3 separate regions of the Homo sapiens genome follow, and regions 2 and 3 are each linked to region 1. A link is an interaction called in ENCODE POLR2A ChIA-PET data of the cell type or tissue named here. Cell type or tissue: PC-9. All regions are shown on one strand. Region 1 holds the start of LLGL2 (LLGL scribble cell polarity complex component 2). Region 2 overlaps MYO15B (myosin XVB). Region 3 holds the start of ERLN (endoregulin).

Evidence for each region. ChIA-PET counts read pairs that join two places held together with the same protein. Peaks named below come from ENCODE experiments on the same cell type or tissue, not always from the same donor. Only the 100,000 strongest peaks of a DNase experiment are listed, where the experiment ranks them.
Region 2: POLR2A ChIA-PET joins it to region 1 with 14 read pairs; 9 of 35 experiments call an interaction of 5 or more read pairs at or near these places.
Region 3: POLR2A ChIA-PET joins it to region 1 with 19 read pairs; 6 of 35 experiments call an interaction of 5 or more read pairs at or near these places.

What each region holds. Positions count from the first base shown.
Region 1 is chr17:75,524,395-75,526,894 of GRCh38, reverse strand. It overlaps TSEN54 (tRNA splicing endonuclease subunit 54), which reads right to left. Exons shown (of 11, transcript NM_207346.3): 11 at 2,160-2,500. The coding sequence ends at 2,483. It overlaps LLGL2 (LLGL scribble cell polarity complex component 2), which reads right to left and starts at 1,198. Exons shown (of 26, transcript NM_001031803.2): 1 at 1,070-1,198. RefSeq lists silencers at 1,492-1,676, 993-1,712, 1,733-1,832. In PC-9, CTCF peaks have their summits at 1,595 and 1,795; a DNase peak (open chromatin) is centred at 1,304; H3K4me3 peaks cover 2,402 bases; H3K27ac peaks cover 1,525 bases.
Region 2 is chr17:75,600,196-75,602,695 of GRCh38, reverse strand. MYO15B (myosin XVB) reads right to left here. Exons shown (of 64, transcript NM_001395058.1): 15 at 1,133-1,258; 16 at 102-179. Among named protein-coding and RNA genes, the nearest start is that of MYO15B, 14 kb to the right of the region's middle. In PC-9, CTCF peaks have their summits at 1,132 and 1,338 (motif pointing left); a DNase peak (open chromatin) is centred at 1,175; H3K27ac peaks cover 1,213 bases.
Region 3 is chr17:75,644,119-75,646,618 of GRCh38, reverse strand. All of the region lies in intron 8 of RECQL5 (RecQ like helicase 5), which reads left to right. It overlaps ERLN (endoregulin), which reads right to left and starts at 368. Exons shown (of 2, transcript NM_001162997.2): 1 at 1-368. RefSeq lists enhancers at 50-129, 297-441 and a cis regulatory region at 363-376. In PC-9, no CTCF peak of the experiment used is centred here; DNase peaks (open chromatin) are centred at 328 and 948; H3K27ac peaks cover 2,139 bases.

The DNA of each region.
Region 1 (2,500 bases):
CACCCAGCCTCAACTGCCACTTCTGACCTTGGCTTCCCCCGGGCTGGGCCACAGCTCTTCTGTGGCAGCTCTGCTCTTCCTACCAGCGTTTCCTTGTCACCTTGACACACCCATTCCCTCCCTGCCCGCTCCCTGCTCAGAATCCTCTCTGTAGCCCCTTCAAGAGAACTCAAGGTTCTCTTGAACTACAAACTCCAGCAGGGGGTCCCTGGAGCCCAGGTTAAGGCTGCCGGCAGTCGCATACGGATCCCCAGGGGAAGGGGCGCCCTCCTCACTCAAAGCTCACCTGTTCAGGTGAGAGCCTCAAAGCGCCACTCTACAGCTCCCCTGGTTAGGTCAGTTCTCCCCACAGCCAAGGCCCAGCGTGTCCACCAATCGTCCAGCCGGAACAAACTAAGACACACTTTCTTTGGCAAGATAGAATTTTCCACTTCTCGCCAAATCCCACAGCGCAAACCCCGCCCGTCAGCATGGAGGGCAGACTGGGTCTCCGCACTGTCATGTGAAGGTGTCCAAAGCCGCCCCAGCTGGAGAAAGGCCGGAGACCGAAGTCCCTCCCGCGGGCTTCCTGCGTCCGGGGATTAGGAGGCACAAAGGGCCGGCAGGGACACAGCCCAGATGGCAGGGGCAGGGGCTAAGCCGCCGGGGCACCGCGCTCCGGCCGCCGCCCGTGGGGAGGGGGTCACCGCAGACGCGCGTCGCCAACCCCGCTGGCCTGGCGCCTGCACGTGGGCCCGGGGACTCCGTCTCTGCCCGCGGTGCCCCCCGCACCCAGCCGGCCGGGGCACCTGTTCTCCTGCTCTCCTAAGCCAACATTATTGTGCAAACCCAAGCCCAAGTTTCAGTCATCGCGCAGATCAGGCAGAGAAGTTTCCCGCAGAACTTTCTACAGGTGTCTCTCTTCCAGGCCAGCACAGCGACGCGGACAGGGGCGAGGCGCGCGGACCTGGGCGCAGCCCTCCCGCCCTGGCCCGACAGCCCAGGGGTCCTGGGCCTCCCTGGCCTCCCCGCCCCAGGTGGAAGCCCCGAGGGGGCGGGCCCGGCTGGGCGAGTCCGGCACGCATCTCACCTGGAACCCCGGGCCAGCCCCCGCCCGAGGCCTCGGCGTCCCTCGGCGCCCGCCGCCGGCCCCGCTCGCTCCGCCGCGCCTGCCCACGGGCTGCTGGGCGGCCGTCTCCTTCCTGCTCACCTCCGGCGCGGCGAGCCTGGGGCGGAGCCGCGCTATTTACATAAAGGGCGAGCCTGCCGGGGCCCAGCGCCCCGCCCCCGGCCCGCCCCCCAGCTCGGCGCCGCAGGGGCGGGGGCACCCTCGGGGGTGGGGGCTGCGCTCCTGCCAATCCGCGGCCCCGGGAAGCGCGGGGCGGGGCCTCGCGAACGGCCTCGGGGTTCCGCAGGCCCGCCCCGGCCTCACCTGCGCGCACCTGGACGCAGAACGGCGCGCCGCGCCCAGTGTCCCGCCGCCTCCCGCAAGCGGAAATAGTTCCCGGAACGCCTGCGGTCCCGGGCCGCCTCCCAGACTCCAGGGGAGCCGTCCCTCCAACTCCCGGGAGCTGCCGAGGGAGGGGCGGATCCGGGCCAGCTCCTCTGCCAGAGCCCAGCCCAGAGAGGGTGACCGGGGGACGCAGGGCCGGGTTTCCAGCCCCACGAGAGGGATGGTGTAGGGACCGGGGCGTCGCGGCGAGACGCCTTTCCTCGGGGGGGGGTGCGGGGGGGCGCCCACCTCCTCCGTGTCGGCCGGAGGGTCTGCAACAGCGGGTGGAATTTTTAGCACAAGCGAGGGAGGAGGTTGGAGCGACGAGAGGCGGGAGCGGAAAGGGCGCGGAGGCCGGGGCTGCAGCGCGCTCCACCGCCCAGCTGCAGGTGGCGCCTCTCGCCACCCGCACCCCGCTGCGCCCAGGGAAGGGCCGATGGCGCGCCGTCCTCCCTCCTCCCTTCGGGAAGCCTGCGACGTCCCATCCCCTCCGACGCAGGCCCGGGAAAGGCTCAAAAGGTTCGAGGTCGCGTTCCTGCTATCCCGCGGGCTTCTCTCACTCTTAGATCCCGCACCAGAGGAAGCGGATCTCCTTGAGTGGGCAAAGCAGGGGTGAGGGGCTGGGGGCAGTTCCACTGACAACGGGACGGGGGCGAGAGGGGTTTACCCAGTACATACAGAAACAGCAGAAAAGAAATCTATTTTTAATGGCTTTGGCTTTATAGCACGAAGCAGGCACCCTCTCGTTAAAGGCACACAGTCCTCTCTTCTGCCCCACCTCCTGGGTCCTTAAAATCGAGTCCTGAGTTCCAGAGGGGTCACTGCAAGGCAGCAGGGAAGGGAGAGGGTCACAGTTTCACTCTGTGAGTATCAGACACCCAGGGCCAAGGCCCAGACTGGCCTCTGAAGCTACAGGTTAGAGTCTGGGTACAGGAGGCAGCCGAGATGGTCCCTGAGAACAGACAGTCCCGGTCCCCCGGAGCAAGCTCCATCCTCTGCAGAGCTGTGAGGTCAGTGCCCCACATCCTG
Region 2 (2,500 bases), 76 kb before region 1:
ACTTGAGGGCCAACCCTTGGGCAAGAGCGCCCAGGGGGAAAAGGACAGAATTGGGGGACAGAGTATGGAGCGGGTGGGGGCCTGGAAGGGCAGATGGGCACCTGGAGCTGGCTCTGGCCAAGCATCTCCACCACAGCAGGGTCCAGCTGATCCCGGTTTCTGTTTAAAAACTTGTGAACCTGCAAGAGACCATGCAGGTGGGGAGGGAAGTGGAGAAAGGGAGGAGAACAGGAACCAAGGAGGGGAGGCTGGATATGGAGGAGAAGAATCTACCCTCTCCCCAGGTGACCTGAAAGGCTGCCTTGGTGTTTCCAGCCCTTTACCTAGCCTTGGGTCTGCCACTGGACTTTCCATTCCACCCCATGGACAGGTCCAGTCCCCAGCAAGACCACACTCTCCCCACTGGGGCTTTAACCTATGCTAGTCAATAGGTTGACTAGACAAGAATGTTGTCTGTCTCTCCATATTAAATCTATTTTGATTTACATTTTCCTAGCTTTCTTGAACTCCTTGTATTTCTTTTTTGGGGGCAACTCCTGGGTAGTTTGTAGTTTTTCTTCTCCAAGCAAAGTGTGCCATCTCCTCCAGGGAGAACTGATTCTCCCTACTGCCCTTCCCTTTATTCCAGCCCCCGCTCCCCCACCCCCAGTTCCTCTCCTCCTGGGGTAGGCACGCGTGCAGCTTCTTGGTAGGCATAGAACTCGGAAGGGGGAAGGGAAGTCCATTCAGTGAGCACCTACTATGTGCCAGGCACCTGCCAGGCCATCTCCACGTTACTACATCTCACCCTCACAGCAACGCCAGAGCTTAGGTCTCCATACCCATTTTACAGGTGAGGAAACGGAGGCTCAGAAGGCGAAGTAAACTGCCAAGGTCATCAGGTCCCATGCTTGTGCTCTGCCCACTTGTCTGGAGGGTCCCAAGGCTTCCACTCCCTGACCCCATAATTGTCACCTAGAACTCAGTAAACCGTGCTCAGAACTGGGCAGGGCCCATGGCTCAGGTAGGGACAGGTGTCCAAGCCTTGCAAGGGGCCTCCCCACACCCACTCCTCTCCGCTGTCGGGTGACTCAGCTTGGGAGGGGACACTGCCCTCGCTGATTCACCCTGGTCTGTCCCTGAGGCCAGGTACCTGGTAGGTGACAGTCCCTGCATAATGTCGCACGGTGAACACGGGCAGGGGCAGCCGGGGCTTGGCATAGCTGGGGTGGTCACCATGGTGATAGTGGCTCTTCTGGAGGAAGGTGTGGTCCGTGGCCTAGGAGAGGAGCCATGAGCTCCCTTCACGCCTCTGCACAGGCTGTCCTTCTGGATGGCGCCCTCTCCCGGTGAGCACGAGTACTGCCTACACTGACTATAAGGGTAGGTTTGGCTTTGTTCCCCAAAACAAGCGCTTTGGGAGGCCGAGGTGGTCGGATCGTTTGAGGATAGGAGTTCGAGATCAGCCTGGGCAACCTAGTGAGATCCCATCTCTACAAAAAATTTAAAAATTGGGCTGGGCGCGGTGGCTCACGCATGTAATCTCAGCACTTTGGGAGGCCGAGACAGGCAGATCACAAGGTCAGGAGTTCGAGACCAGCCTGGCCAACATAGTGAAATCCCAACTCTACTAAAAATACAAAAAATTAGCTGGGCGTGGTGGCAGGTGCCTGTAATCTCAGCTACTCAGGAGGCTGAGGCAGGAGAATCACTTGAACCCAGGAGGCGGAGGTTGCAGTGAGCCACGATGGCACCATTGCACTACAGCCTGGGTGACAGTGCGAGACTCCATCTCAAAAAAAAAAAAAAAAATTAAAAATTAGCTGGGTGGGGCTAGGCGCAGTGGCTCATGCCTGTAACCGCAGCGCTTTGAGGCCAAGGCAGGTGGATCACCTGAGGTCAGGAGTTCAAGACCAGCCTGGCCAACATAGTGAAACCCTGTCTCTACTAAAAATACAAAAAAATTAGCTGGGCATGGTGACTCATGCCTGTAATCCCAGCTACTCAGGAAGCTGAAGCAGGAGAATCATTTGAACCTGGGAGGTGGAGGTTGCAGTGAGCCGAGACCGCACCATTGCACTCCAGCCTGGGCAACAAGAACCAAACTCCGTCTCAAAAAAAAAAAAAAAGAAAAGAAAAAAGTAACATTAGCTGGGTGGAAGGACTGATTGAGACTGGGAGCTTGAGGCTGCAGTAAGCTATGATGGTGTCACTGCACTCCAGCCTGCGTGAGAGAGTGAGACCCCATTTCTAAAATAAGTAAGTACTTAAACAAAAAAAAAAAAAGAAATGGGGATGGGGCACTTTAGTACAGATTTAGCAATCATTCCTGGGAGAATGGTCCCACAATCACATGTGCTTTTAAACAGGTCTTTCAAAGATCACTCTTAGGCCGGACGCGGTGGCTCACGCCTGTAATCCCAGCACTTTGGGAGGCCGAAGCAGGTGGATCACGAGGTCAGGAGATCGAGACCATCCTGGCTAACATGGTGAAACCCCGTCTTTACTAAAAAATACAAAA
Region 3 (2,500 bases), 120 kb before region 1:
CCCTGACCAGACCTTAGTTGCTGTCACCAAACAAACAAAGGTGGGCTAGGGCTGGTTGCCTGGCAACCACGGCTCCCTTTCTGCCTTTCACGTTCCCCCTTCAGCTCCTTTCTGCCCTTGTGTGATGTCATTTTGGGGGTGCTCAGGGCACGTGTTCATGAGTCCCTCCTGAGAGAAGTCAGACTTGGGGTGGACGGGGAAGAGACTGGACCGAGGGCCTTTGCCCCAGGCCATCAGGCCGCCTCACCTGTGGCTGGGCTGGGCTGTCCTCTGTCTGGGTGACGTGTGGACTGCGGACCTGCCCCGAGCTCAGGAAGCCCTGGGGCTGGGACTGGCGTAGGGCTCACTTCCTGTGTTGTGGGGTGAATGATTAACTGCAGCCCTGGCTGGCGCCTGGTGCCTCCTGGAACTGTTTCTGGGGGAAGTGTTGCTCCCCCCCTGAGGCTTCCCATTGGTGCCTTTGTCTGCTCCCTGGGCACGGCCTCAGCAACATTGTGTGGTTGGTTTCTGCCCACTGGCACAATAGGGAAGCTGGGAAGAGGGGATCAAGCCTGTGCCCTGGTGCTTGAAACCTAGTGGCCACCATATACTCCTTTAAAAGCTAGGATGTGAGGGCCCGCTATGGCCAGGAACCATGCCAGGCACTGTGTGTCCAGTTGTGAGATCAGAGAGGCGGGCCCTGCCCTCCAAGGGCTTCCCTTCTAGCCCTCGGGTGCTTATCCCAGCTGGTAAAGATCTAGGAGCTTTGAGAAATGCCCAGGCCCCACCTGGTACCACTTATATCAGTCTCTGGGGTTGCCAGGATGTCGTATTGTTTACACATCCCCAGGTGATTCTCCCCAGGTGTGGCCAGGGTTGGATGACAGATGGAGGCAGATTTAGAACAGTCGTTCTTAACTATCATGGGCGTCACTGACCCGGGTTACCTGATGTTTTCTGTTTCCTTGTGTGAAACTTACTGACTAAGGCCCTTGGCATGCTGAACGCTCACAGCAGTGGGCCAGTCTCTAGCTCACCCTTTGCGTGCAGCTCCGTCAGTTAAGTCAGATGCTTATCAAGAGTCAAGTGTTGGTTCCCAAACCTGTTCATGGCAGTTGTACTTGTAATTACATAATTGAATTTAACATCCCGGGAACCAATGAAGCAACAATAATAGCTGAAACCCCAATTTTACATGTGGGGAACGGGCACAGAGAGGTTAAATAACTTAGCCGAGGTCATCAGCTAGTAAGTAACTGAGTTGGAGTTTGAATCCAGCAGCACACAGTCTGAGCGCTGAAGCACCTGTGCTGCACCTCAGAGCGAGTGGAGAAAGAAATTCTTTCTAGAAATACCTATTGACTACTTTGGGATGACTTTGGAATCACTCAGATAATGTTCCTGTTGAAAAAGATGCAGACATGATAACTAAACATCAGGGACATTTTGTAAAAACCCAGAAGGTTTTCACACCCAGCTTCCTTTGCCTTTAAGTTCCAATGACTTTAAGTTTTTGTTCTGCTTTAAAGAAACCAAAACTAGAAAATAACAATCCAGGAGCTGTGGTTGGCAAGCCCACACTCAACCAAAACTAGAAGATAGCAATCCAGGAGCTCTGGTTGGCAAGCCCACACTCAGAGAAAAGGCCAGGAAGGCCGGCCAAGGAAAAGGTGTATGTTTCCATTTAATGTGAGATATGTAAAAAAGTAATAGATGTGTAGAGAACTTAGGTGTTCTTTAACAAAAGTTGCTTTGACCAGCTCTTTCAATTAACTGCCGGCCCCAATTGGATAATTTTTTTTTTTTTTTTTGAGGCAGAGTCTCACTCTGTAGCCCAGGCTGGAGTGCAGTGGTGTGATCTTGGCTCACTGCAACCTCTGTCTCCCGGGTTCAGGCGATTCTCCTGCCTCAGCCTCCTGAGTAGCTGGGATCACAGGCGTGTGCCACCATGCCCGGTTGGGAGGAAACTTTTATATACTCTCTGCCAAGTTTTTCTAATGAGATTCTTGTATCCGTGGCTTTATTGTCATTTTTTATTTTTATTTTATTTTTTTTGAGACAGGGTCTTGCTCTGTCACTCAGGCTGGAGTGCAGTGCCACTGTCATGCCCCAGGCAGTCCTCCTGCCTCAACCTCCACAGGAGTAGCTGGGACCACAGGTGTATGCTACCACACCTGGCTAATTTTTTTTTATATTTGTAGGGACAGGGTCTCCCCATGTTGCCCAGGCTGGTCTCAAACTCCCGAGCTCAAGGATCCTTGGCCTTCCAAAGTGCTGGGATTACATGCATGTGATATACTATGCTGGTCTGTTGTTGTTTTTTGTTTGTTTGCTTGAGACGGAATCTCACTCTGTCGCTCAGGCTGGAGTGCGGTGGCGTGATCTCAGCTCACTGCAACCTCTGCCTCCTGGGTTCAAGCAATTCTCCTGCTTCAGCCTCCCGAGTAGCTGGGACTACAGGCGTGCGCCACCACACCCGGCTAATTTTTTTGTATTTTTAGTAGAGACAGGTTTCACCATG